3 separate regions of the Homo sapiens genome follow, and all the other regions are linked to region 1. The links are chromatin loops, found by intact Hi-C in ENCODE. Cell type or tissue: ascending aorta. All regions are shown on one strand. Links, peaks and the distances in the headings refer to the core of each region. The heading gives the core; the rest is flanking DNA. Region 1 holds the start of LOC105378414 (a long non-coding RNA gene). Region 2 has its middle 250 kb from the start of PTEN. Region 3 overlaps PTEN (phosphatase and tensin homolog).

Region 1 (11,181 bases), core at 3,832-8,831:
AGACTTTAGACAAAATTTTCCACCCAAATTTGTGCGTCACAGGTCAGGAGAAAAGCCTATCCCAGTAAATCAGACAAAGAAAGAATCAGAACCTACCACACTATGTAAAATCAGAGGAGACAGGGACCTCAAAGAACATCCCCCACACAATGAACACTGAAGGCTTCCTGAGAAATAGGCAAAAACTCCAGTAAGCACAGGACAAAAGAGAAGTTGCCAAATTAAGAGCCTCCCTTATTTTTGTACCTCATGCCCCTGGTTTATGGCAGACATTGAGCTGGAGAACACCTAGTCATAGCCCTCTCCTTTATATGGGAAATGTTACTCCTTTAAGAAGGATGACTCCCTTTATGTTTTCTATATAAACTTTCCTTATGCATCTTTTATACCCTTTCCCTCACTGAACTTGAGCAGCCCATTCACTCACCTTATAATGTCTATAGAGGAGGGAAAAAAAAGAGAAAAGAACAGAGAAAGGAAAAGGAAAGGGGAAGAGAAAGGGAAAGGGAAAGAAAAAAAAGGAAAGGAAAGGAAAAGAAAAGAAAGGAAGAAGGAAGGAATTGCAAAAAAAAAAAAAAAAAAGTAGAGAAGTAGTTTGAGGTCAACACTTTATCAAGAAAACTTCACTAATTGTGGGAGTGAATTGTCTATGCATGGACATTTTATGAATTTCCCCATTTACAAATGCACCCTACTCACAAAGCTAACTACTTTAAAGTTCTTCACATGGCTACTACCAAAGATAGACTTTTAAAAACAGTCACATTACCTTTGAGGAAGGACCCATGCCAATCTTTTCTCAGTCCATTCAGCGTGAGTGTGTGTGCTGCCAAAATGTGGTCTTGTGTAGTTTTCATTTCATTTTATTAATAAACCCAAGCTTTTCTTCAGAAAAGATGTGCTGATGGCACTTTTTAAAGAAACAAACAGTAACCTTCACAAGACACTCTCCAACTGCAGCAGCAAGCAAGGACTCAATTAGGCCCCAGACTCATATCCCACCAGAGTGGCCAGGACGCATGGTCCAGGCAGAAGAATTTCATGTTTATTTTGTGGAAAATGGGAAATCCTTGGAAGACTGGCATGACATTCCCAAGGAAGTATTTTTGGAAAATAGATTTGTCTCTCTTGAATGGAATAATATAGTCATCTGTCAGCCAGTCGTTGGCCCATTACCAAAAGTACCTCTCTACATCCACTTTTATAAAAACATAATTTCCACTTTTACTTTAGATTCACTCAGAAGGTACATGTACAGGTTTGTTACATGGGTACATTGCATGATGCTGAGGTTGGGGTATGAATGATCCTGTCACCCCGTTAGTGAGCATAGTGCCCAACAGGTTTCAATCCCTGCCCTCCTTCCTCTAGCAGTCCCCAGTGCCTATTGCTGCCATCTTTATGTTCATGAGTATCCACTGTTCAGTTCCTATGTATAAGTGAGAACATGTGGTATTATTACAAACCACTTTTATGTTTTTAGTCTATTTTTGCATATGAAGGTAGACGATGCAATATACTACTGTGTAAATTGTGGAGAAGTAGGAAACTCAATGGAAGCCAAATATAAGATGGATGGAAGGACGCATGGACAAGTCACTGGCACTCTCTGAACCTCAGTTTCCACATCTGTAAAATGGAGGAAATATACCTACCACATGAGAATGAGTATAAAATGCTCAGCACAGTGCCTATCATATAAATATTAGCCTCAAATGTTAGCTAACATCATTATCATCATTATCATCACTATCAACTACCCACCACCACCACAATCATCATGGCCGTCATCAGCACCCTAGCAGCAGCAGCAACATAGGGCCACCAGAGCAAGCCTTCCCATCGTCTCTTGAAATCCCGTTCCCCAGGCAGATCCTTACTGTTCATCATAGTATTTCTCAACATGTTCTTCTCCAGCATAGAGGAGATCCAACCAGGGGAAGAGGCTAAGAAACAGTATGTCAAAAACGTCTTAAATATTGAAGAAGGCTGAGGGTATTGAGGAAGGAAACAAACTACTTCAAGCACAATGACAATTCCCAGGAAATGTAAATTGGTTGGACACCCTTTGTGTTATTCAAGTGTTCCTTACAGATGTTAATTCACCTCATTTGGACCCCTTTGCAAATGGCGGCTGCCAACAAATGTCCCTGGTTAAACACAACTTAAGAGAATTGCTCAGAAAAGGGCATGTTCTGTGCTCCTGCGAGGACAAAGTTAAGATCATTTGTTCCCTACTCAATTCATCTTTGACCCCCAAACACATTCTTCAAGAGCAATCTTCCTCTTTAGAAGTTCCTCTCTTGGGTTTTAGAGAACTTTTTGGCTTGAACTCTTTCTAAAATTAAAGCCAACTGCTGTTAACTCTCAGATGCAATGATATTACACTCTGGCCGGGGCTGACTATCACAGACGCATCCCAAACCACATAAGTTCTTATTGTTTAAACTGTCTTAAGCAGCTGTTAAAACATACCCTAAGATATCAAAGCCACTCTAATTAACTTCCTGCTTCTTTGGGACTTCAAAGTCTTTCAAAAACTTTTAAATAGGGTTTTTATAGAGAATTTGACCTAATATTTGAAGAAAATTTTGCAAGCTTGCCCAAGAGACTCCAACTTCTCCTTCCCTGTTCCACTCCCATTCCCTCCCCACCCCCCAGAACCTCAGCGTTCTAAGACTAGCTGTGAGAATTGAGGATAAATTTTAAAATCTGCCATACCAAAAATGTAAATCTCTTTACTCACATCCATGCTATTTATCAGGGTGGTCATTGACATCCCACGTAAATGGCCCTCCCTGTGACACCCCTTCTCAACTTGGCAACCCTTTGCCCATCCCTCAAACCAAAACTTCTCTGTGAAGTGCCCCTGGATCTCTCAGGGTGAGGGCACCGCTCTCTTTCCCAGCGCCCACACAATCCCCACATCTCTGCTTGGCTTTTATCACGATGAATTGGAATGTGTCCGTTTACGTGTCTGCCTCCCTGTCTAGACTATGAGGTCCATAGGGCAGGAACTGTTTTGTATTAAGCTTTGTGCTCCCACAGCCTAGCACAGGGCTCTGCATACCCATGAGCAGGACTCAATAGATGTCTGATAAATGACTGAGTCCCAACTCATTCTGGGGGAGTTTGAGTTGCATTTTAATGTATCCATTCCTTATTGGTTTTTGACCTCAATCCCCAGGTGTTCCATAAACATCATCTTAAAGGCATTATACCAAGGGAATCGCTGCTCTGAGTAACGGGGTCATAAAAATTAGCTAAAACTTGGAAATAAGGCAAAAATGGTGAGTGGCACACCTTTCCAAGTCCTCCAGAGAATTTCCCAGGAGAATATACTTAGTTCATTTCATTGCTTGCCAGTGACTTAAGGTCTCTGACTTAGTGAATTTATCTATTATCTTGTATATTTTTGTCCAGTAGAGACACTGATCATTTCTGTCTGCTGGAACATATAACCTCAAAGATTTGTGGCCTGTTGGACATTAACCAGTTTATATCTAACCCAGTAATCTTATCCTAACAATTTTTTTATTAAATTGCCTATAAATATCCTCACTTCTTAGTCTTTGAACAGGATATGCCATCTTACTGGTTCCCTCATTAATGAATGAATTAAATAAAATCTTTGGTGGCACAGGCTTTTAGTCCTAGCTACTTGGGAGGCTGAGATGGGAGGATCACTGGAGCCCAGGAGGTCGAGGCTACATTGAGCCATGATCACACCATTGCACTCCAGCCCAGGTGAGAGAAAGAGGCTCTGGCTCAAAAAAAAAAAAAAAAAAAAAAGGGTGTTTCTTTTGTATTTCCCTGAATCAGATTTTACCTTTTTAACAATTTTTTTTTAGAAATAAAAGTCATAATCCACAGTGACAGTACAAAACCAAAAGTCTACAGGTTAGGTCCCATGGAGCAGCAGAGAGGCCTGGGCTGGGTGTGCAGGAAGTTGGCTCTGCTAGGAACTCTCTATAACCTCCAGAACCTCCCTCGTGCTTATCTGTCACAGAAGGACAATATCCTAAGCTCCCTGTATCCCTCACAGGATTACTGAGATAATCACATGGATCAATTTACTTAAATAACTTTGGAAGAGTCTAAAGTACCAGTCCTGGTGGGGCATGGTGGCTCATGCTTGTAATCCCAGCACTTTGGGAAGCCGAGGTGGGTAGATCACATGAGGTCAGGAGTTCAAGACCAGCCTGGCCAACATGGCAAAACCCTGTCTCTACTAAAAATACAAAAATTAACCTGGCATAATGGCGCGTGCCTGTAATTCCAGCTACTCGAGAGGCTGAGGCACGAGAATTGCTGGAACCCGGAAGGCGGAGGTTGCATTGAGCCGAGATTACACCACTACACTCCAGCCTGGGCAACAGAGCGAGACTCTGTTTCATAATAAATAAATAAATAAAGTAGCAGTCCACCATGAAGCTCTTGTAAAAGAAGGCCAGCTTTTCCCCCAGAAAACAGTGGTGAGAAGGACAATACATGGAAGGAGACCAGAATGAACATAGATAGGAAGGAGCTGCTGCCATCCCACCCCACCCCTCTGGCCCAGGGTTAAACCACTGTCAGCTCCTGCCTGGACATTGGGAAGAGCCTTCTAAAGCATCCACTCTTGCCTCCAACCCCATCCAGTCTCCACACAGCAGCGACTGTTCTTTCCAAACTGTAGGAAGATCATGTCACGCCTCTGCTTCAAGCCCTCCAGAGGCCCTCCGACACTCTTAGGTTAACATTCACACTCCTTTCTTGGCCCACAGGGCACTATGTGATCCAGCCCCATGGCTACTTCTCCAAACTCATCTCAGGGGTTTCTCATCTTTCCTCTGTGCTCCAGCTTCACAGGTGCTATTAGGCTCCTCAGGCAGGTGTAGCTCTCTCACCTCAGGGCCTTTGCCCACTTGCTGTTTCTTCTACCCGAAAGTCTCATTCCCATCCCCCTTTCTTCACATTACTGGCTTCTTTTGATATTACCTTAAATTTCACACACACACCCCAGAAAGAACATCCTTGCCCACCCTTGCCAGAAATATATCTACCACTATTCTCTCTCTGGCTCTGTTCTTAGTACTCTCCAGCATGGGAAGATATTTATGTATGGTCTGTCTCCCCCATCAGCAAGACTGCCTGGTAATTGCCCTAGTGCCTGGCACATAGTAGGCACCTGATACATATTTGTTGAATACATGAGGATAAAGGCACAAGATACCCAGCTGCTTCCAAGTAACGGAGGTCATGCGGGACAGACACATTTCTGAACCCGTGCAATGCAAGTTCCTGAATCCCAAGTACATGTTTCAAAAGACTGTTAACCAAGAAGAAAACTCCCAAGCTCGCAAGGCGTCAATTCAGTGCTGCTTTCAAGAACAGGGCTCCTCAGAAACGCTCTGCCTAAGGAACAACAAGTAACAACAGGTCTCACCAGCACTTCATTTCGTAACTCCAAAGATATCGAATCACTTCATGAGAAGGAAACAGCCCTTCCTACCAAGAATGAAACATTACCCAGAAACACGGCTGCATCTGTACCCAAGGGCTAGGCTTGAAGCAGATGAAAACAACCACCAACTGGAATTCACGGATGTTTCAACAGCACATTGGGGAGAGAAAATCCCAAGCTGCCTTACAGGATTCTGCTCGAGGTTTGCTTCAGGGTATCCAATTATACAGCTCCCTCTCCACAAGCCTTAATCAGAGCCGCAGGGCGCTCCATTTCCAGGGGCTTAGGGCTTTACAGTTTCTGTGATCACTCTTGCCAGCCACTCCAATGGCTGCAGCACGAGGCCCCGTACCTTCAGGATGCTCCCATAATGCCCAGGGCGCTGCCGGCTCACCTCTGTGAAAAGATACCTCCAACAAGCAATGCTGCCTAAGAGCTGCTGGTTAATGGGGTGCTCGTCTCCATTCACATTTTTCATATCAAGGATATCAAACAGCAGCAAAAGAGGTCATGGCAGCAAAAAGCTATTTCCTGGAAAAGTGTCTGATGGGGGAAGGGCCCAAAATGATTTCATTCACTATGTGACTGGCCCGGTCAAGTTATCTGGAGATCAGAGGCTGCTGGAAACCTGCCCCTAGAAGTCCTTCCCCACAAAGGCTTGTGGCCAACAGGAATGCTAAGGCAGGGATGCAAACAGGGCTTTCTTGCTTTGGGGGAAATATTAGGTTGTAGCCCCAGATAAGTTCATTCTAAGCAGCCAGGCAGAGAATACCTATCTTCAAGTGTTTACCTTTTTCAGGTGCAACAGAATTTTTTTCTGCACCTGTCAACCTGCCACCCCCAATCAAAGGCCAGGCTGCAGCCTTCACAGCCAGGACCCACCCACCTGTGCAACCTCTGCCCAGAAACCCAAGTCCTATCTCAGGATTCCAAGTTAAAGAGTTTCTCTTATCACTTCCAACCCCTTGCCTCCATGAAGAAGTTCTTCCCTGAAACGCACCAAACTCTTCTTGAAACTCAGACAACGACACGAACGAGCTTGTCGCCATGCTTTGTTTAACTTTTTTTTTTCTCAGAAATGTCTTGTGGCCAAAAATAGAACATTTTCCGTTCTGGGGAACAAACAGCATCCATGGGAATTAAAGTAGTGCCTCATGCCTCTCCAGAAAATTCCTGCACGCACACTCATGCACACATAAGCTGCTTGCAAGTTCCAAAACGTTGCTTTCTGTAGGTACAGTGGTGAACAGGAGCCAAAAGTCCTCTGTTTATTTTCTATCCAAGAAAGTTGCCAGATAAAAAAACACAAGGGCACCTCAGGGAGGCTTTATAGGAAAAATCTAACTTAACCTAGTGTAATGATTTTGAAAATGGCCCCATTGTCCACCCCTCCTCCCTCTCACCACCATCCTAGAGTTGGTCTCAAGACTCACTCCTCTAAAATTCCAAAACGTCATGGCCTTTATTCCGGCAAGCTACTGTTGCATGATTAGCCATGAGGTTTCTCTAAACTTACTCCTTCGATGGAATCAGAAATGACACATTTAGGAAAAAAATCTCAATCTTAAATACTGAACTAGGTAAAATGAAGCCTTGTGTAAAATGTCAGAAAAACAGTAATCCAGAAATTAGGCTACTAGCACAAGATGCGGCAGTATTTTATACACTCTTACGTGTCTTACAAATTTATTATTGTCAGCATTTCCATAATCCTCTTTAATGAGACTTACATGGCTACAATGACATTTCTTATTTTTACGTTGGAATATGCAGCCCATTGACTATCCGCCACCTCTCCAAAACCAGGGATTGTGTTAGCTATGAGGTCTGCAGGGGCTGTTTTGTTTGTTTGTTTTGCTTGTTTGTTTGTTTTTTGAGATGGAGTCTCGCTCTGTTGCCCAGGCTGGAGTGCAGTGGCACGACCTTGGTTCACTGCAAACTCCGCCTCTCGGATTCAAGCAATTCTCCTGCCTCAGCCTCCTGAGTAGCTGGGATTACAGGCACCCGCCACCATGCCTGGCTAATTTTTTGTATTTTTAGTAGAGACGGGGTTTCACCATGCTGGCCAGGCTGGTCCTGAACTCCTGACCTCGTGATCCTCCTGCCTAGGCCTCCCAAAGTGCTGGGATTACAGGTGTGAGCCACCGCACCTGGCTGGGGCTATGTTTTTATATGCAGCTGGTAAGAATTTAGAAATGAGGATTAAGAAAAAGGAAAGGTCCTTTAAAATAACTGGATCTATTGCTGACACCAGAAGTAGGAAAAACTAATAAGCCAATACAGGGACAGTGAAGGAAAGACCAAGAAATGGGGAAAAGCATAAGAATAGGGGAGAAAACGGGAAGTAAGAGACAGAGAAGAATCTGAACATCAGACACTAATTGATGGATGATTGGAGGTGAACAAAAGCAAACTGAATGACCCAAGAGGGGCCATGGGAAGACAAGTATGGCAGGAGAGAGGGGACAGGAAGGCCAAAGGGAGAAGTAAGCATATAATCTAATGATTAGAGAATAGTTATTTACCAACTGGGTTACATTGGCCAGTTCACCATTCTGAAGCTCAGTTACTTGGTATATTAAGTGGAGATACTAGAATCTCATGCAGGAGCATGTGGATTAAATGAGTTAATACATAAGATGCTTATAACAGTGGCTGGTTCAGAGTAAACATTTAACAAATGTTAGCTATTATTATTACCAAAAGACAAACATATTGCATATTTCCATCAGAGAATATTTGCTTATGGGCTAGACCTTCAGTTATACTGTCATTGCATTCTTCTAACACATAAGGAAGCATAAAAATTACGAGGGAGCTGTGAACCCAAGTGCACTGGTGAAAGAGATTGCAGGATAGTGGTCCAGACGCTGACAAGTACTTGCAACAATTAGCCCCCAGAGACTGAATGAAAGGGATTTCGTAGCCAAGAATTTGTCACAACCACTGTTCCCATTTTCGACTTCGATACTTCATTCAGTCAACAAACATCATGCAAGCAGCTCTTGAAGCCTACACACATTTGGTCTTGCCCCAGCTTATCTTTCTAGAATCAACTTGAGCCCCTTCTACCAACCTCACCATTTTGCAGCTGTACCAGGGTAATTATTCAAAAGACATTTCTTGTTCTTATGATCCTGCCCTCCTGCATTTGCTCAAGTTGTTTGCTCAACCTGGAATTTCCTTTCCTATTTCTGTAGTCTAGCAAGATATTAGTCATCCATCCAGGCCAAATGTTGTGTTGGTTTTTGTGCCCTCCGTTTTCTTCTCCCCCATTGTTTAGCAGGATGAATCCTCCTCACCTCAGTTCTCTTGGTATACAAATGGTAAATATTAATATATACACCTTATTATGGATTGAACTGTGTCCCTCAAAGATGATATTGTGAAGTCCTGACTCTTTGTGTGTGACCTTATTTGGAAACAGAATCTTACAGATTACAGAAGTAATCAAGTTAAAATGAGGTCATTAGGGTGGTCCCTAATCTGACTAGTGTCCTGATAAAATAAGAAAACTTGGAGGCCAAGCACAGTGGCTCACGCCTGTAATTCCAGCACTTTGGGAGGCCACGGAGGGCAAATCACTTGAAGTCAGGAGTTCGAGACCAGCTTGGCCAACAGGGTGAAACCCCGTCTCTACTAAAAATAAAAAATTTGCCAGATGTGGTGGCACACGCCTGTAATCCCAGCACTTTGGGAGGCCCCAAAGCGGGCGGATCACTTGAAGTCAGGAGTTCGAGACCAGCCTGGCCAACATGGTGAAACCTTATTTCTACTAAAAATACAAAAATTAGCTGGGCATGGTGGCACACATGTGTAATCCCAGCTGCTCTGGAGGATGAGGCAGGAGAATTCCTTGAACCCAGGGAGCAGAGGCTGCAGTGAGCCAAGATTGTGCCACTGCACTCCAGCCTGAGCAACACAGCAAGACTCCTTCTCAAAAAAAAAAAAAAAAGGAAGAAAGAAAGAAAGAAAATTTGGACACAGAGACAGATGTACAAAGGAACGACACATGGAGAACTCCAGGTATAGGTAGAGGATTGGAGTGATGCATCTACAAAGTCAAGGAGCCACGAGAAGCTGGAAGAGAGGCATGGGCCCGACTCACCCTCACAGCACCCAGAAGGACCCAACTCTGCCATCACCCTGATTTCAGACATCTAGCCTCCAGAGCTGTGAGGAATACATTTCTATTATTTAGAGCCTCCCAGTTGTGACACTTTGTTAGGACAGCCCTAGGAGACTAATCTGCACCTCAACCACAGCACACGCTTGGTCTCCATGGGAGATCCCTGAGGTCAGGAACTGAAGAGCATTTGTCTCTAGATTCTCAGACCTCTAGCATCATCTGGCAGGTAAAAGGCTCTCTAAACTCTAAATTCTTATGAAGTAACTCTCTAGGAGTCCACAGTCTAGACCAGGGGTCGGTAAACTCTTGGCTTGTGGGCCAGATCCAGCCCACTGCCTGTTTCAGTAAATAAAGTTTTATTGGAACACAGCCACGCTCATCCATTTGTTTTGTCTATGGCTGATTTCACACTAAAACCGCAGAGTTGAGTAGTTGCAACAGAGACCATATGGCCTGTAAAGCCTAAAATATTTACTCTCTGGCCCTTTACCAAAAAATTCTACTGACCCCTGGTCTAAAAGGAAAGAAACATAAATGAAGCACAGCAATAGAATAAAATCAATTCTATAATATAACATAGATAGGTGCAGAGAAAAGAATTATGGGTTGAATCAGTATTTATAGAGAAGATGACATTTTTAAAGTGAGAGTCTAGTTGGAAAAGTCAAAATACATCATTTATTCCCTCTATTGTGTCCTCTGAACTACCAACCTTTGCACTAGTGGTTGCAGAGTGGTTGTGGGCTGGAGTTGTAGAGCTGGTTTGGGGGAAAACGATGATGGGTTCATTCTCTACCCATTGAGTTGGACTGGCCAGTGGCATACCCAAGATGAGATGTCCTCTCACTAAACATTGCTGAGAAGTCTAGGTCAGAGGCACAGATTTGGGGCTTAACACAATACAGATGAAGCCCTCACAGGAAGAGAGAAGCTTACCCAGAAAGAGTAGGAGGTGAGGAGAGAAGACAGTTGCACAGGAAATTCAGGGCACTTCTGAACTTAGCAGTAGTAAAGGAAGAGGAAAAGCCCCTGAGGGGCCTTTTTACAGAGAAGAGAGACAGGGAAAAAAAAAGAGGGAATGCTGTTCCTCGGGCCCAGGAAAAGAGGGTCCAGCAGTGTCCAGATGCCAGGAGAATGAATCTGACATATTCAGCAACCAAGAGGCCAATGGCCTGGCATCAGTCATTTCAGTTGCTTATCACTGGCACAAGTTACTACTCAAACTGAACCATAGGAAAAGGGAACTTCAGTTATCATGAATAGAAAACAATAGAGACTAAGAGAAAGGGAAAGAAAAAAAATTTTAAAAAGAGATGAGAAAAACACAGAAATTGAAGATAACAGGGCTGAAATTAACCTCATCCATGAAATCTATGTTATGCTCGTTCTATATCAACTTTATACTTTATCTAAATTCAACAGAGCTAACTGAAAAAACAAGGAAAATTCTACCATTTGAGACAACATGGATGAACCCAGAGGACATTATGCAGAGTAAAGTAAGCCAGACACAGAAAGACAAACAATGCATGATATCACTTACATATGAATTCTAAACAAATCAAACTCATAGAAACAGAGCGTAGAAAGGTGGTCAGGGGATGCA
Region 2 (11,181 bases), core at 3,644-8,643, 72 kb before region 1:
CCTGTTTTCCCCTCCTTCCTGCTCCCCCGCCTTCCTGCTTCCCTTTCCTTCTTGTTCCCCCTCCTTCTGCTCCCCCTCGTTCCTGCTTCCCCCTCGTTCCTGCTTCCCTCCTCGCTCCTGCTTCCCCCCTCGTTCCTGCTTCCCCCTCGTTCCTGCTTCCCCCCTCCTTCCTGCTTCCCCCATCCTTCCTGCTTCCCCCTCCTTCCCGCTTCCCCCCTCCTTCCCGCTTCCCCCCTCCTTCCTGCTTCCCCCTCCTTCCTCGCTCCTGTCCCCTTCTCTCTCAGTTCCCCTCCTCCTCTGTCCTTTTGCTGTCCTAGTCTACCTTTCCTGTTCTTGTCCTACCGCTTCAAGATGCCCTGGTGGGGACTTTCTGATTTCTCTGTTTCTGGCTTCTAGAACTTTGAAGGTAATTAAAATCATATTCGTATATGTATCTGTCAAAAGTCCCCAATATTGGTGGGGAAAGAATTAGGCAGGGGAAATGGTGATTCATGTTTAAATAAGTAAAATAAGTATAATAAAACCACTTTATAGTAAATTTTCTAAGATTGCAGACTACTTTTTATATTTCTTGTGGTTTCCATAGAGCCTAGCATTGTGCCTAACACATAAAAAATGCTCAATAAGTATTTGTTGAATGAGTGCCTCAACCAATGAATGTATGAATATGGAAACAAAATGTGGTTTATTTCATTTAAGCACATATAGCCACAGTGTCAATTGAGCCAGAAAGCAGGGATGTATGTCTTTAAAGAATCTTGGAAATCCTTGATGGAATGTACCTATTCACTTATAATTAGCATAAGTATTATTAAAATGTTGCCCTCTTCAATGGGCTAACATTTTCCTTGTTTACATTACTAATTTTCTTGGCAAGCCTTCTTTCACAAATACAGGTCAATCCCAGCTACAAGTTCTGTACACAAAGCCGCTGACTCTGCTGGTGTCCCGTGTTGACACTGGATTACTTTACCCATCTCCTCTGCACCTAACTGGTTCATCTGCAGGATTCATCTAACTCATCCTTTCACAAATGTTTCTCTTATGCTTCTTTGTGCTAATCTTTATGCTGAGTACTTCACATATATCATCTCATTTAATTCATACAACCTCTGAGGAAGGCATATTATTATCCTTACTTTTCAGATGAGGAGCCTGAAGCTAAAATTGATCAAGTATCTTCACCAGTTTTCCCAGTTTGCCTACCACAAAAGTAGTTCCTGGCATGCAGGCCTTGTGGTTTTCAAACGAGGACGGTCCCAGGCAAGCTGTCCCAGTTTGACTGGGACCGGGGAATTTCCCAAGACATGGGACTTTCAGTGCTAAAGCTGGGAATGCCCTAATGCACACTGGAAGAGTTGCTCACCCTACTCTAGTCATGTGCCCAGGGCCATTAGAGTCAGGATTCAAAACTATGTCATCTGATTTCAAGGATCTACTTTTAAATAGCCTGCCCTGCCCAGCCGACCACTAGTCCTACATTTCTAGCTGCTTCAGAGACATCCCACAGTTACCTCACACCCCAAATACCACCCTCTAAAACATCTCTCTTCCCTTTAAGCAAACTGTGCTACTCTGTTAAGTAACATCTAAAGGTATCCTTATAATCACTTCCAAATTTCTCAAATCCTTCCCTCCTTTGCTTTTCCCTTTACTAGCACCCTGGTCCAGGTCTTCAGCGCCTGAATTCCCACAACCAAATTGTTTCTCTGCCTCCAAGTGTCCACCCTGCACATCATCCTCAGATTTATTCCTTAAGAGGGTAGACATGAAAGAGAATTCACAGTCCAGCCTTGTATCTGACATGTTAAAAAGCTAAGGCAAAGAGAATTCAATAGCGCCTCCAAAGCTGCATCAGGGCAGAGCCCAGTATAGCACCCACATCATCCTCACCCACAGGCCCGTGTACTTTCCAAAGCACCTACCCTTGCCTCTCCTGTGTTTCCCTTTGGCCACAGAGCAAGTCCAAATTCTGCATCTGAAAACATTTCAGCCTCCTGGTCCTACCTACAATTCTACCAAGTACCCTCTCTGCTCTGCTAAGTTTGTCTGGCCTTTGCAGCTGCAAACCTCTGGACCACCTCTGCATCTTCTCTTCTGTTTTTGCCCACCTACTTTCCCTCCATCACTGAGGAGGTTTTTAGTGAGCACCTATTATGGACAAAGCCTCTCTCTAGTGAAAACACAGAAGAAGACACAGTCCCCAAAACAAACAGCTTTCACTCTGGCTCAGGTTTCACTTCCTCATGACCCCTCCCCCAACCCCTTTCCTCATAACTTTCCAGAATACACATTTTCGGTACCAAGACTTTTGGCATTTAAGCTATTGAATCCAATTTTTTATCTGTTCCATGTAGGTGGGTCTCAATTTCTTAATAAGACTGTCAGGTCTTGGATATAGTGATACTGGAGAGCCTTTCTTCCTGCTCCCCACAAGACATCTGACCTTGTGATGGGTGTATAATCACTGCTTGACAATTTCTTGTTGAGCTGAATTAAATTGGTCACAACAGATTCTCTACTACAAACCATCCTATGCAACATTTTTTTTCTCTGATTCCAGTGTACATAGCAGTCATTCTGCCAAAGAAAAACTTGACTGCATATTCTTTTCATTGCAGTCTAGAAGGGCAAGAGCTGACATCAAATTGACCCACTTACATTTCTTTTTCCACTACTAGGGAGGAACCCACCTCCTTCCGTGCTCTTCCTCCTCCCCCAGACATCTCAAAGAACCTAATCACCATCTTCTGAATCCTCCCTGTCACCTTCCGCCCCCTCAGCCAAATGCACATACCACCTCAAATACTGAACCGCAACTCAGATTTTTAAAGTTCAAGAATGAAGAAGAAGAACCAATTGACTCATTTTTCCTTGATTCAAAGTGCTGTGGGTTTTCTAAAGCAGCCCCGACACCCCTTATGTGGGCCTATTTCTGCAGCCAGGGCAGACCAAGGGGCTCCTACTTCCCTAGCCAGATTGAACAATGAACCATAAATTACACAGCCTTGATGTGTGACCTTGGGCAAATAAGTCGCTTCACTGCTCTGGGCTTAGGATTCCTCAGCTACAAAGGGAGGCGCTTCTCTGTGGGCTGTCTGAGGACCCCTCCACTGGCACATTCTATGACTCTGATTTCTTTCTCACTCCTAGATTCCCTCCACAGAGCAACCTGCTCCAAGAACAACTCCAGGCCCAGTAAATCTTCCCTTGCCAACACAGCTCTACCGCTGCCAGTGCAAAAGGTGGAAAGATGATTTCTTTTCTTTGTTTTGTTTTGTTTTTAATAAGTTTCATGCTGAGAAAAGCTCATGAAAACTGCTAGTTCACCCAGGATGGAAAGACACCCCCAGTAGAAGGGCAAACAGAGCTCAGGGGCTCTTAGTTGCCCTATGGAGGCAAAGTGACTCTAAAAGCTTTGTCAGTTTGATTTCAGTGGCTCATAGGATTCTTTGAGCCATTTGCCCTCTCAAAATAGACAGTAAGTAGACAATGAGTAGGTCCTCAGAAAAGCCACTCCTAGTTTTGGTATTTTGTGGATTCTTTATTTGGATGACACACAGGGCATCAGTTCCTATTGGCCTTTTCTTGAATAACTTGCTTACAAAGGAGAAGGAAATGCTGCTTAAACCACAATTGCCTTCCATGGAGAGCAGCTCTTCATAAATAAGAAACCCTTTGAATCTGCTGCGTACCTTGATGAGTTTGGATATGCAAAATGGACCCAGAGCAAGATGTGGAAAGAAAGGCAGGGAAGAGTTGAATTGCTCCGCATAACTAAAAAGAAAAATTGGAATTTGTCAGGAGAACCCAGGAAGGATGAGGATGAGAAAAAAGAGAGAAGGCTGGAGAGAAGAACCAGCAATTTGAATGAGGCTGAGGCTCTATGTGGGGTGCAATGGCCAGTGAAAAATCTCAGGGATGGGAAGGCAGAACTTGGATGACTATTTTCATATGTGGCTGTGTGCTGTTGCAATAAGACCGTCTCCATCCTCCTCTTAAGTCTACTCTAAAATCTTCTCTGCAAACTTTCATGAATAAGTGGGGATTTTTGTTTGTGTTGGTGAACTCAGGGAAGAGGCTCAATTTCAGGTATGAGTCAACATGGATTAGAACAACAGAAAGCATAGAGCCACAAATTTAAAAAGCAGGAGTTAGAAGCCAGGAGTGATTACAAGACAGTAATCCCCAAGGAATTTGGAGAAATTGTGAGATGCTCACAGTGTATTGAGTTGGTGGTTCAAGCTTATGTTTTCTAAATACCAAATGGGAAAGAAATTTGGAATTTGTTGGAAGAATCCAGGAAGGATGAGGATGAGAAAAAGAGAGAATAATGAAGAGAAGAACCAGCAATTTGGATGAGGCTGGGGCTCTATGTGGGGTGCAATGGCCATGCACATGTGTGTGAATGCACACACACACACACACGAGTGGAAAAAAAAATCTTGAAGAAAAGGCCGAGGGAGAATATTTGACCAGCCCAGGTACAGGGGAAACCTCACTAAAAATGAGCTGCTGCTCCCTGGAATCTGAGGGCTCTTCTCTAAAGATAGAGCAGATAGAGCCTTGGGCAGATAGAGCCTTGGTTCCTGGCTAGGCAACGAAAAGGCAGCATCAAGAGAAGAGGCAGCTGCTGGCTGCAAAGGAGTGTGGATATGCAGGCCAAGCGCTGTCCACAGTGAAGGAAGTTAACCAGGAGATTGTGATCAGATGAGGTATGAATTTCTCTTGATGGTTCTGTGTTTTATATAGAATATTTGGAAATGTCTAAAAATCATAGCACCTCAAAGTTGGAAGACAGCTTCCCCCCTATAAACAGTCACTGTTAAAGCTATTAAAGAGTGTGAATGTACATTAGGAAAAACTGAACCAAGAAAGAGACCCGGGAGGGTTTGATGGTGGGAAGAACCAAATTCCTGCCAACCAGAATAGAATCCCAGAGAAAAATGGATGCTAGCCAGAGAAATAGCCCCTTCCATAGATTGTTATCTAGGGAGAAACAGAGGGAATGAGGAGGAGTCCAGCACAGCCTCAGACAGACATATCTGGGCTCTAAAGCACCTCCCTTTCTATGTTTTATGTCTTTAGTTTCATTCATTTTTTCGCATATATTTACTGAACATTCAGTACAAGCCAGGTACTTTTCTTGATGTTAGGGAGACAGAGATAAAATAATCAGATAAGGCTTTGTTCTCTTGCATTTAACACAGGCAATAAACAAGAGGGAAGAACATGAATGAATAGGATTTAGATGCCACTAAGTATCCTATGAGTAAAATAAAGCCGACACTTGTCACGAACAGTGACTTGGGACAGGGCCTGCTTTAGGAAGAGTGGTCAAGGAAGGCCTCTCTGAGGAAGGCTCCTCTGAGTTGCAATAGAAGCAATGAGAAGGAATCAGCCTTAAGAAGACGTTGGAGAAAGGCATCCTGAGCAGAGGGGAGGAAATGCAAAGGCCCTAGGAGGGCAGGGGGCAGGCAGGTGGGGTGGAGCTGGAGAAGCGCATCTGGAGTAGAGGCTGAGAACAAAGCCCAGGGGCAGGTCCTGCAGGTCCCTGAAAGCCATGATGAAGCCAATCAAAGTGGGCAGCCATCTGGTGCACCGTGGCGGAGAGGAGTTTCCTTCCTGCACTGGAGGAGGCCACTTCTCCGAGAAGAGATGCATGGAGTGAGCTCTGCACCCACACAGGAGACTCCAGGAGTGGTGCTTACAGCGAAGAGCCACCAGATGGCTCCATGAAGAGATGGCCCACTTTGCTTTCTCCTGCCATTGCTGACGCTTTTCCTGTTGTAAGGTAGAAGCACTTTTTCCCATTGAACGAAAGCTTCTTCAACAATCAGCCACTTTCCTTTCCTTTTTTTTTTTTCAAACAAAATGAACCAATAGCAGCCAGTAAGTACAACAGGGCAGGCCAAATAGAAACCATCTTTGCCATCCTGACAGCTAAAATAAACAACTCCTCCTAACCAGGGGGCTTCCTCTGGGCTCCATTCCTAAGCTCCCCTTTTCTCAAAGTGCTGTGCTCAGTCCAACAGGCTGGATCACCCTCCTTTCCAGAAAGTCAATCCTAGGAAAAAGGAATGCCTAGCCCAGGCCACAGGCCAAACTTTAACTCTCCAAGTAGATTACCCAGGAAGTAATAACATCTGAGCACTTAAACAACTCACTGTGACAGTGTGCATGAGAACATGGGGCTGGGAGAGCAAGAGGAGCTTCAGAATAAAAAGGCAGACAGGATGGTGGCTACTTTCACAAAGGTTTTCTTGCAATAGTATGTATTAGTAAATCAAGTCAAGAATCGCTCCAGACTGTCCAACGCCCACCAGCCCTGGAAACTGTTGTTTGGTGTGAAAGAAGGAGCTTCAGAGAGCAGCACACAGCTGGCATCAAGAAGCAAAGGTCTGCAGGACTTGTCAGTGAGTCTAATGAACTCATCAAGGAGCCACAGGGCCCAAGGCTTTTCAGGACACTCTGAAGAGTCAACAGGGAAAAAAAATAGCCCATCTTTAAGGAGCCTGCAATCAAATGTTGGTCATGAGAACTCTTGCCCAATGGAATTTTTTCCTTCTTTTTCATCTGTTGGAATTAGTCTCTCCCTCCCCTGAGCTCCCACAGTACTTGGTCCATATTGTAGTTATACCCAGACCTGTGTCCCTCAGTAGATGGAGAGCTCCCTGAGCCCAGGCCTACCTGTCATCCACATTTGTGTCCTCTCACCCACTCAGGACCTCCCATAGAGCCTGGTGCCTGGCTGGCCCTTCACAAATGCTCATTGAACTAAATTTTGATGTGGAAACAGGAAGCCCAACCACAGGGCCCAGGGGAGAGTCTGTGAAGTGAGTGAAGCGTTGAGTTACATTGGATCTGAAAAGTACTCTTCTTAGCACTGACAAGGCCTAGCACATGGTCAGCCCTTAATAATGGTGTTTTGTTGTCTTTTTTTCCTCCTATGAGGTAGGATTTAAGAAGCTTAAAAAAATTTTTTTTGAAGTTCTCTTTTCCCTCAAATCCCTCCCCTCTCCCTGACATTATGCCTATAATCTCTAAATGAGTCAAACTAGTGAGATAGGGCAGTGAAGGGACCTATGTTAAATGAAATCTGGGACGGCAACTTGTGTGGATATTATTATCCCCTTATGGAAAATGAGGAAAACGAAGCTCAGAGAGGCTAAGTAACTTGGCTACTGTCACACAGTTTGCAAGTTGCTAAGCCAGGATTTAATTCTAAACCTGACTTCACGATAGTCCTGCTGCCGCTGCGTTAGGCCAACCTTGCATGGTGGCATGGAACCAGAGCAGAGCTTCCTAAAGTGGGCGTCTGTAGGGGGATCATGGATTCTCTCCAAAATGCACATCTCAAGGTTTCACCCTTACCTACTTAAGTCAGAAGAAAGATCTGGGAGAGAGAATTGCATGTTTCTTTTCTTTTCTTTCTTTCTTTTTTCTTTTTTTTTTTGTTTTGAGACAGAATCTCACTCTGTCGCTCAGGCTGGAGTGTGGTGACGTGATCTCGGCTCACTGCAGCCTCCGCATCCCAGGTTCAAGCAGTTCTCATGCCTCAGCCTCCCAAGTAGCTGGGACTATAGACATGCACCACCACGCCTGACTGATTTTTTTATATTTGTAGTAGAGATGGGGTTTCACCATGTTGACCAGACTGGTCTCGAACTCCTGAGCTCAAGAGATCAACCCGCCCCGGACTCCCAAAGTGCTTTGATTACAGTTGTGAGCCACCACACCCAGCCAGGATTGCATTTTGATAAGCTCCCCAGGTGGATTCTTATCCCCATGTTTGAGAACCACTGATCGTGGGACAAGAATTAAAAGTCTTTGGCTCCTTTCTCCTATAAGAATGGCCATAATCAAAAAATAGAAAAATAATAGATGTTGGCATGGATGTGGTGAACAGGGAACACACCTACACTGCTGGTGGGAAGGTAAACTAGTACAATGACTATAGAAAACAGTGTGGAGATGCCTTAAAAAACTGAAAGTAGAACTACCATTTGATCTAGCAATCCCACTACTGGGTATCTACCCAGTGGAAAAGACGTCATTATACAAAAAAGACACTTGCACACGCATGTTTATGGCAACACAATTCACAATTGCAAAAACATGAAACAAATCCAAATGCCCTTCAATCCATGAGTGGATAAAGAAACTGTGGTGTGAGTAGTATGATGGAATACTACTCATCCATAAAAAAGAATGAATTAACGGCATTCGCAGGACCTGGATGAGATTGGAGACTATTATTCTAAGTGAAGTCACTCAGGAATGGAAGACCAAACATCGTTATGTTCTCACTCATAAGTGGGAGCTAAGCTATGAAGATGCAAAGGCGTGAGAATGACACAATGGACTTTGGGGACTCTCGTGGGAAAGGGTGGGAAGGGGGTGAGGGATAAAAGACTATAAATTGTGTGCAGTGTATACTGCTCGGGTGATGGATGCACCAAAATCTCATAAATCACCACTAAAGAACTTACTCATGTAACCAAACAGCACTTGTTCCCCAATAACCTATGGAAATAAAAAAATTTTTTTTTAAATATCTTGCTGTGGAAGTGGCCAGTAGTGAACTCCAGTGGATCCTCCTCCAAGAGTCAAGAGAACAATTTTAGGAAGCTGTGCTCCGGGTCAGAAGGACAAACACTCCCTTCACCTTTGGACATCAAAACTAAAACTTAGTCTTTACATCAAGGGTAACACTATGGCCAGTCAGTAAAGCATGAGGTTCAAGGCTGCAGTTCTGCTTTTTTCAGCCTCTGCGTCTTTTTTCAGTCTTGTTGTGACTAGAACTTAGAGACCTTTCTATAAGAAAGGGCAATGATAAATGAATGAATATATATATGGTGGGGAAGGAGAGAATGATACTGTTAAATATATGTAACAAATATTTAATATATGATATACAGTGTGTGTATTTAACAATATTGTTTTCAATGCTCTGTTCTCCAACTCTCCCTGACACAGGTACACACACACACACTTAAAGGATATATATGTCATGATTTACTTCTTTTTGACAATTCCCATTGGGGCAAATTAAAGGTGAAGAAGTAACCCTGAAACTTGAAGCTATATGATGACTTTTCTATCTGCCTGACCAAAAAGTAAATAAATAAACCAAGAAAGTCCCTTGGTTAGTTGCTTTCCATGATGAGTAGGAAGAGAGGGCTGCTGTGCTAGTCCATCATCTTCTCATGAAAGGTCACTGGTGTCGTTTCTCCAGTAACTTCTGGAAAGATGAGCAAGCATACCAGAGAGGTCCTCTAAACACAGCACACAAACCTTCACTTTTGGAGGAAGGTTCGTCTTTCCCCTGCTTTGCTGGCAGTACATGGTGTTTCAGCAAGACTGCCACCCCAAAAAGGCTTGTATGGTGAGTTTAAGAACCATGACGGGCTAAATCTTCCTATGGCACTGCTCTGATTATGTATCTCACCAGCCATGACCCCTTTAAAGGGCTCCCAGTTGCCTACTTATTTGGTTAAAATCCACTAGCAAGTTAGACCCTTCTCACCTCTAACTGCTCCTTTGGAAAACATTCCAGGATTCCCTCACACCAAGTAGCCTCCCCCATAACATGTTCCTATGGCACTCTCAACTTCCCACCCTTCACACCCTCATGATTTCTTAAGTATTTGTTTAATGTCACCAGAGCTAGACTGCTCAACCCTGTGTTGGTGGGGACCAGGTCTTTTTGTTCACATATCCAGAACAGTGGCTGACACTGAGTAAGTCCTCAAATATTTGTGACTCACCCAGTGACTGACCAACTTACTTACTATTCTGGTCCTAACTTAACCTTTTCAGCTTCCTCTCCTGATTCTCCCATACATACACCTATGTTCCATCCAAATCTACCATTCCCTAACAACTGTCTTTACTTTTCCTCCTCTGTAACTGTTCATGCTCTTCCTTCTTCTTGGATAATGGACATTATTTTCATCCCAAATAAGGACAACCAAAAACTGAGAAGACAGAAGAAATTTTTTATTGATGTATAATTTCACATACCATAAAATCCACCTGTAGTTTTTAGTATATTCACAAGTTTGAGCAGCCATCACCATTATCTAATTCCAGAATATTTTCATCACCCCAAAAAGAAGCTCTGTACCCATTAGCTATTGTTCCCAACTCCTCTCCTCCCCCAGCTCCTGACAACCACTAATCTACTTTTTGTCTCTATGGATTTACCTATTCTAGATATTTAATTTAAATGGGATTATATAATATGTTGCCATTTATGTCTGGCTTTTTTCACTTAGCATGATATTTTCAAGGCTCACCCATGTTGTAGCATGTATCAGTACTTCATTCCTCTTTATGGCTAAATAATATTCCATATGTGTTGATATGCCACATTTTATTTATTCATTCATCAATTAGTGGACATTTAGGTTGTTTCTATTTCTGGTTATTATGAATGATGCTGCTATAAATATTTGCATATAATTATTTGTGTAAACATGTGTTTTCAATTATCTTGGTTATATACCTAAAAACAAAATTTCTGGGTCATAGGTAACTCTATATTTAACTTTTTGAAAAACTGCCAAATTGTTTTTCTAAAGTAGCTGTACCATTTTTACCTCTCTACCTGCAATGTAAGAGGATTTCAGTTTCTCTACATCCTTGCCAACACATGATATTATCTGATGATGATGATGATCATGATGACAATTGCCATTCTAGTGAATGTGAAGTAGTATCTCATTGTGGTTTTCATTTGTATTTTTCTGATGGCTAATGATGTTGAGCATATTTTCATGTGCTTATTGGCCTGTTTTATATTTTGTTTGGATACATGTTTATTCAAATCCTTTGCCTATTTTTAACTGTATTTTTTTATTGTTGAATTGTAAAAGTTCTTTACATATTCTAGATTCTTATCAGACATATAATTTATAAATATTTTCTACCATTCTATGGGTTGTCTGTTTGCTTTCTTGATAGTGTCCCTGAAACACAAAAGTTGAATTTTTGATGACGTTCAGTTTATTCTTTGGTTGCTTGGGCTTCAGGTGCCATATCTAAGAAATCATTGGCCAAACTAAGGTCACAAAAATTATGTCTTTGAGGATGTTGCCTTCTAAGAGTTTTATAGTTTTAGCTATTACAGTTAGGTCTTTGACCAATTTTATGTTAACTTTTGTATTTAGTGAGAGT
Region 3 (6,469 bases), core at 933-5,932, 81 kb after region 1:
TAAATAATTATACAAAATAAATGCAGATTGAAAGTCATCAATAGTTTACATAATATAGCATTTGAATTACAAAATTCAATTCACAAACAGCTGAGTTCAAAAAGAATGTTTCTCTTACTACCTATGTGAAAAATCAATGTATTTCTTTGTGTGTGTGTGTGTGTGTGTGTGTGTTTTTGAGACAGGGTCTTGCTCTGTCACCCAGACTAGAGTGCAGTGGCATCTTCACAGCTCACTGCAGGCTCAAACTCCCAGGATCAACCTCAGCCTCCCAAGTAGCTAGGACTACAGGTGCATGCCACCACACCCAGCTAGCTTTTATATTTTTTGTAGAGATGGGATTTCACCATGTTGCCCAGGCTGGTCTCAAACTCCTTAGTTCAAGGTGGGAGGCCCACCTTGGCCTCCCAAAGTGTTGCGATTTTAGGCGTGAACCACTGTGCCCGGCTTCAATGTAGTTTTTGATATAAACAACACTACACAAACACAAACTACTGATCAACATTGATATTTGGGATTTATTAGCCCTAAAAACTTTACCTAAAGGGAGGAAGGAGAGGGACATTAACATAATACAGTGGTCTATAACAGAGAGTCAAGTGCCTTTACATGCCTAGTGAAAATAACTGTCAAAACAACCTTACATGTTAGGTATTTCCATTTCCAAGGGGAGGTAGCTAAGGCCCAGAAAGGTTAGGGAACTTGTTAAAGGCTACATATCTATTAAAAGTAGGTAGTGGATGTGAGATTTAAATCAGAAATGACTTCAAATCCCTTCTTCATTATATTATATTGACAGCCCCTCCCTCCCCTATTATCCAAGAGTCATTATCAATTCTTCTCTTACAACCAACATCCACTGCATCAGTAAACTCTTTAAGTTAATCTGACAGCTTCTTGTTACCCTTCACTGCCACTATTCTAAGCAGTGAGGGGCAACAAGAAGCAAACATCTTCTCTCATCTTTACTAAACTATTCAAGTACCTCTTAACTGATCTCTCAGCTTCCTTTATTACCCCTTCTCCCTACTTTCCTCACTCATCTGTATTTTGAAAGCATGAACACAGGGAATATTAAACACAAAATTCAGATTACATCCTTCCTATGCTGAACACACACTAGTGTCTTTACACTTGGACTGGTTTTCTTGTCCACTCTGTTTCAGTCAAAATGACTTATCCACTCTTCAGATATACCAAGCTCATTCTCTTGTCTAAGGGCTTTTGCATCTGTACTCTTAACTCTTTTCCCAGATATTTGTATAACTCACTTATATGATTTAGGCCTCTGCTTAAATGTTATCTGCTTGGTTGGGCCTTCTCTAATCATCTTTGCTAAAAAACAAAAAACATACAAACCAAGATTACTTTCTATCCTGTCTATTTTTTATAGCACTTACTACTATATGACATTGTATTTGTTTACTAATAATGGAGTTTTTATTTGTAATCACAAATATAAAACATCTTGCAATATTAAAATAGAAAACAATAAAACTAAAGGGAAAAAGACATTTTAAAAGTTAATGGCTGAGCAAAATGCAGATTTAGAGAAAAGAAAGGAAACCTGTGGATTCTAAAGAGAATGTCTAGCCCGGAGGACATGATGTTAAGTAAAATAAGTCAGGTACAGAAAGATAAATACCGTATGTTCTCACTCATATATGGAAGCTAAAAAAGTTGAGCTCATAAGAGTGTGGTTATTAGAGGCCGGGAAAGGGAGTGGGAGGGGAGGATAGGGAGATGTTGGTTAAAAGATAAAAAATTACACACAGGAGGAATAAATTATAGTGTTCTATAGAACTGTAACTAGTCAACAATAATTTACTGTATATTTTCAAATAGCTAGAAGACAGAATTTTGAATGTTCCTAACACAAAGAAATGACAAATGTTTGAGGTGATCCATATGCTAATTATCCTGATTTGATCATCACACACTGCATACATGAAAATATCACTCTGTATCCCATAAATATGTACAATTATTATATATTAAAAATTTTTTTAAAGGGAAACTTCTGAACACTTAAAAAAAATTTAAGGGCTAAAGACATTTAATATTAGATCTATTTTCACTTAAAACGTGCAGGGGCCCAAGTATTACTATTACTACCAATATACATACATACATACATACATATATGTATGTATATTGGTAGTAATAGTGTGTGTGTGTGTGTGTGTGTGTGTGTGTGTGTGTATATATTTTTTTTTTTTTTTTTTTTTTAAGACAGAGTCTTGCTCTGTTGCCCAGGCTGAAGTGCACGTGCACTGGTGTGATCTCGGCTCACTGCAACCTCCATCTCACAGGCTCAAGCAATTCTTGTGCCTCAGCCTCCCAAGTAGCTGGGATTACAGGTGTGCGACACCATGCCCAGCTAATTTTTGTATTTGTAGTGCAGATAGGGTTTCGCCATATTGGCCGGCTGGTCTTAAACTCCTGGGCCTCAAGTGATCCGCCTGCCTTAGCCTCCCAAAGTGCTGGGATTACAGGTGAAGTATTACTAGCAATATTCTTAATACTCAGACGCTACAGTTAGATTTATTACATGTTATAAAAATTGAATGAAAAATTAAGAGAGAGTAAAAAAGAGAAAGAAACGAGTGTGGTGAATGAACAGGGGAAAATCAGGTAGAATAAGAAATAGGAAGGGGGAAGAAAAAAATGGTAAACAACCACTTGGGAATGTTTACAAATCAGATTTTTTTAATCTGAAGAATTCTTGTCTATAAGTAGATATATATACCTATGTAGAAATACATATATCACACATAGGCAAAAATGAAACAAACCAAATAATTCTAAGATACAATATAAGGAAATAGGATTTTTAAAAAAAGAATAACGGGAGGACAATCAAAGGACTTCAGAGAATATGAGATTGAAGCTAAGGCTGGAAATATGAAGATAGCTATGGAAGGTCAGGGGAAAAGGCTGAGATGAAAAGGTACAGGGAGAAGGAAAATAACTGGAAAGACTAGAAGAGGCAGAAGCTTAGCATTTTGAAGAACTGAAGAAAGACCAGTATGACTGAATCTCAAGAAACAAGGAGAGAAGGTGACTAGTGCTGATGTAGGAGGTAGCCCTGTGCTAAATTATGCTGGGCCTTGTAGGTCATGGTAAAAAAAAAAACACAAGGTCCTTATAAAGTGTAAACAGAAGTGACACAATCAAGTCTATTTTTAAGATCACTCTGAGGGATTGAGAATAAATTGGAAGGCAGACAGGAGTGGAAGCAGTAAAAACATTCCATATGAATCATTCCCAAATGACTGAGTTCCCATCTATTTCTTTCCTCTCCCATTCCTACTTCATATCCCAGTCATTTAGCCCCCTCCCGCACCTTTGCCCCAGATTTCAGCAAACAACGAAGAATTAGGAAAAGGAAAAATGCAGCTTTTTTGACGCTGTGTACATTGGGTATTTTATTAGAAACTTTCATGTTACTGCTACGTAAACACTGCTTCGAAATAATACATAAGTTAAAAACTTGTCAAGCAAGTTCTTCATCAGCTGTACTCCTAGAATTAAACACACATCACATACATACAAGTCAACAACCCCCACAAAATGTTTAATTTAACTGACCTTAAAATTTGGAGAAAAGTATCGGTTGGCTTTGTCTTTATTTGCTTTGTCAAGATCATTTTTTGTTAAAGTAAGTACTAGATATTCCTTGTCATTATCTGCACGCTCTATACTGCAAATGCTATCGATTTCTTGATCACATAGACTTCCATTTTCTACTTTTTCTGAGGTTTCCTCTGGTCCTGGTATGAAGAATGTATTTACCCAAAAGTGAAACATTTTGTCCTAAAAAAAAAAAAAAAGAAAAGAAAAAGAAATGAAATGACATATTTAATTAATGATGTTTTATTTTTTTAAAAAAGAAAATCTGTCACCTATGTTAAACATTTGCAAAAAGTCAACAAAATAAACTATCATTTGATATTCTGAATAAAGGTAAACACAAAGACTATTATAAGGCAATCTGAGTTATCTGTTGCATTTTCATTCACATGATTTTTCTTCACTCAAATTCTCAAATTTTAAACCAAAAATACAATCTCACAAGATCTAAGATAAACTACTTTTGCCTTAAAATTTTAAGTAAAAAAACCTCTTTTCTCATCTAATACTAGCTTTAAATACGTTTTTAGTTTACGTGTACATACATATAAACAAAATTCAGATATGGATTTAATTTTTTCTACATTTCAAATGAGCTACCTATTCCAAGATTTACTTTAACAAAAGTTCTTGGACGGTGAGTGCAACTTCCCTGATGACGCATGGCAAATACATGTTTACTTCTACAGCAATACAAACATGAGAAGCTCCAGTTTCTTACATGACAATATAATGCTTGAATACTTTCAGAATAAATATGAGGGGGTAGGAAAGAGTACTACTGATTTCTTTTGATGTTATAAAATGCTTGTTCTTAAAAAAAATCACTTCTTACTAATAAGATAATACCTTCTTAATAAAAAAACACAACAGAAGTTCATCACTTTAAACCTCTATTGACCAACAAAGAAATCTGGCCTGTATAAATCATTTGGCAATTAATGATATACAGCCTTGTGACATCTTATCTGGTACCTGGTACCTTAAAATGCCATTTAAATCTTTTATTCTAATTTATCTTAAAGTTTTTTATCCCCCAGAAAATAAGATCCTTAAGGATGTTACGTCTTAAATGTCATTGCATCTTTTAACAGTACCTGGCAAAGTAATCTTGTATACAAGGTCTTTAAAATTTTTTTTTTGCTTATTTCAATTATTTTAGCCAGTAATTGTATTTTACTTAGAAGAAAATAAGCCAATAATATTTAAATAACAAAAAGGTGAATTCTATATATATATGGGTTATACTAAAATTTTTTGTGTTTTAATCATAGCATATTCTTAAATAAGGCAGGGAAAATCAATAAAATGGAAATTTATGTAGTCAAGGATAAACAAATAAATCATAAATATTTAATCTAACCTTCAATTTTGCATGTGTTAAAGTACAGATGAAGGGAAATAAGAATTAGGAAATTCCTAAAGGTATGCAGAGATGATGATGTAGATGCCTATTTTTGAAAGCTAAATAAAACTTACTAGTTATCTTAATTTTAAAACAGTTGCTAATACTTCCTGGATTATCAAAAAATAATTTTTCTAAGTTATTGAGATATATTTAACTTTTATTTGTACAGACGATAGGAAATGGGTTTCTGGCTAAAAAAAAAAAAGTTCAGCATATTTTGATTTTTTTTTCCAGCTACTTGGATTCTGGATAAAGGAAAATTATATCTCTACTGATACATCAAAGCAGCATTTAAAATTTTGCAGTAAATGAAACTTCCTCTTATTTTCTTTCAAAAGAAAAGCTAAAAATCAGAAAAAGTAAATAAATCCTATCATTGAGAATGTTTAAAGATTGGCAATATGCTATCTAGTATGTTTAACAAGGCAGCAACACTACAAAGTTAGTCCTTTTCTTCATTACTATCTAAAAATGTTGCACCTTAGTCTCACTTTAAATATTCACATTTAATATTTTAAATGAAGATAGTTGTTGTTTTTTTTTTCTTTTTTTTTGAGATGGAGTTTCACTCTTGTTGCCCAGGCTGGAGTACAATGGTGCATTCTTGGCTTACTGCAACCTCCGCCTCTCGGGTTCAGCAATTATCCTGCCTCAAGCCTCCTGAGTAGCTGGGAAAACAGGCGCCTGCCACCACACCCGGCTAATTTTTTTGTATTTTTAGTAGAGATGGGGTTTAACCATGTTGGCCAGGCTGGTCTCGAACTCCTGACCTCAGCTGATCTGCCCACCTCAGCCTCCCAAAGTGCTGGAATTACAGGCGTGAGCCACCGCACAGGGCGGATAGTTGGTTTTAAAATAATAAGACGTTGCCTTCTCTAAATACAGATCAATCAAATTCAAACTTCATTAACTTTCTAAACCTGCACATTTAAATACCATGTTTTCATTCTTTATTACTTCCTCTTCATACTGATTTCTCTCCTAGTTAAAAAATTAATCAGTAAATCCACAGAAGCTAAATAGAAAATAATCAAGTCTTAAGAAACGTTAAGGCCAGGCATGATGGCGCACACCTGTAATTCCAACTCTTTGGGATGCCAAAGCGTGAGGACTGCTTGTGCCCAGGAGTTTGAGACCAGCCTGGGCAACATAGTGAGACCCTGTCCCTACAAAAATAAAAATAAAAAAAATTAGCTGGGTGTGGTGGCACATGCTTGTAGTCTTAGCTACTCAGCCTGGGCAATAGAACAAGACCCTGTCTCTAACAAAAAGGAAAAAAAAAAAAAAGGAAAGAAAAAGAAACATAAGCCAAAATGGAGAAAAAGTGGTTTGTGTCACTACATAAGACCACAGAACAGATCTCATTTCTACCTATAGACCAAAATTTTTAAAATATTGGTCCCATGCTAATTTCTTCTCAGTTAACCA

The links. Peaks named below come from ENCODE experiments on the same cell type or tissue, not always from the same donor. Only the 100,000 strongest peaks of a DNase experiment are listed, where the experiment ranks them.
Region 2: a loop joins it to region 1, with 2.1 times the contacts of the local background. A loop is called at or near these places in 3 of 110 quality-filtered maps.
Region 3: a loop joins it to region 1, with 9 times the contacts of the local background. A loop is called at or near these places in 2 of 110 quality-filtered maps.

What each region holds. Positions count from the first base shown.
Region 1 is chr10:88,037,143-88,048,323 of GRCh38, reverse strand. LOC105378414 (a long non-coding RNA gene) reads right to left here and starts at 6,058. Exons shown (of 2, transcript XR_001747303.1): 1 at 5,841-6,058. It also overlaps the pseudogene MED6P1. RefSeq lists a silencer at 5,698-5,992. In ascending aorta, for the core only: no CTCF peak of the experiment used is centred there; DNase peaks (open chromatin) are centred at 5,433, 6,073 and 6,603; H3K4me3 peaks cover 1,028 bases; H3K27ac peaks cover 5,000 bases.
Region 2 is chr10:88,109,078-88,120,258 of GRCh38, reverse strand. No RefSeq gene overlaps it. Among named protein-coding and RNA genes, the nearest start is that of PTEN, 250 kb to the right of the region's middle. RefSeq lists an enhancer at 5,405-5,744. In ascending aorta, for the core only: a CTCF peak has its summit at 5,720 (motif pointing right); a DNase peak (open chromatin) is centred at 5,681.
Region 3 is chr10:87,958,241-87,964,709 of GRCh38, reverse strand. It overlaps PTEN (phosphatase and tensin homolog), which reads right to left. Exons shown (of 9, transcript NM_000314.8): 8 at 3,592-3,816. Among named protein-coding and RNA genes, the nearest start is that of PTEN, 98 kb to the right of the region's middle. In ascending aorta, for the core only: no CTCF peak of the experiment used is centred there; a DNase peak (open chromatin) is centred at 3,339; H3K27ac peaks cover 4,660 bases.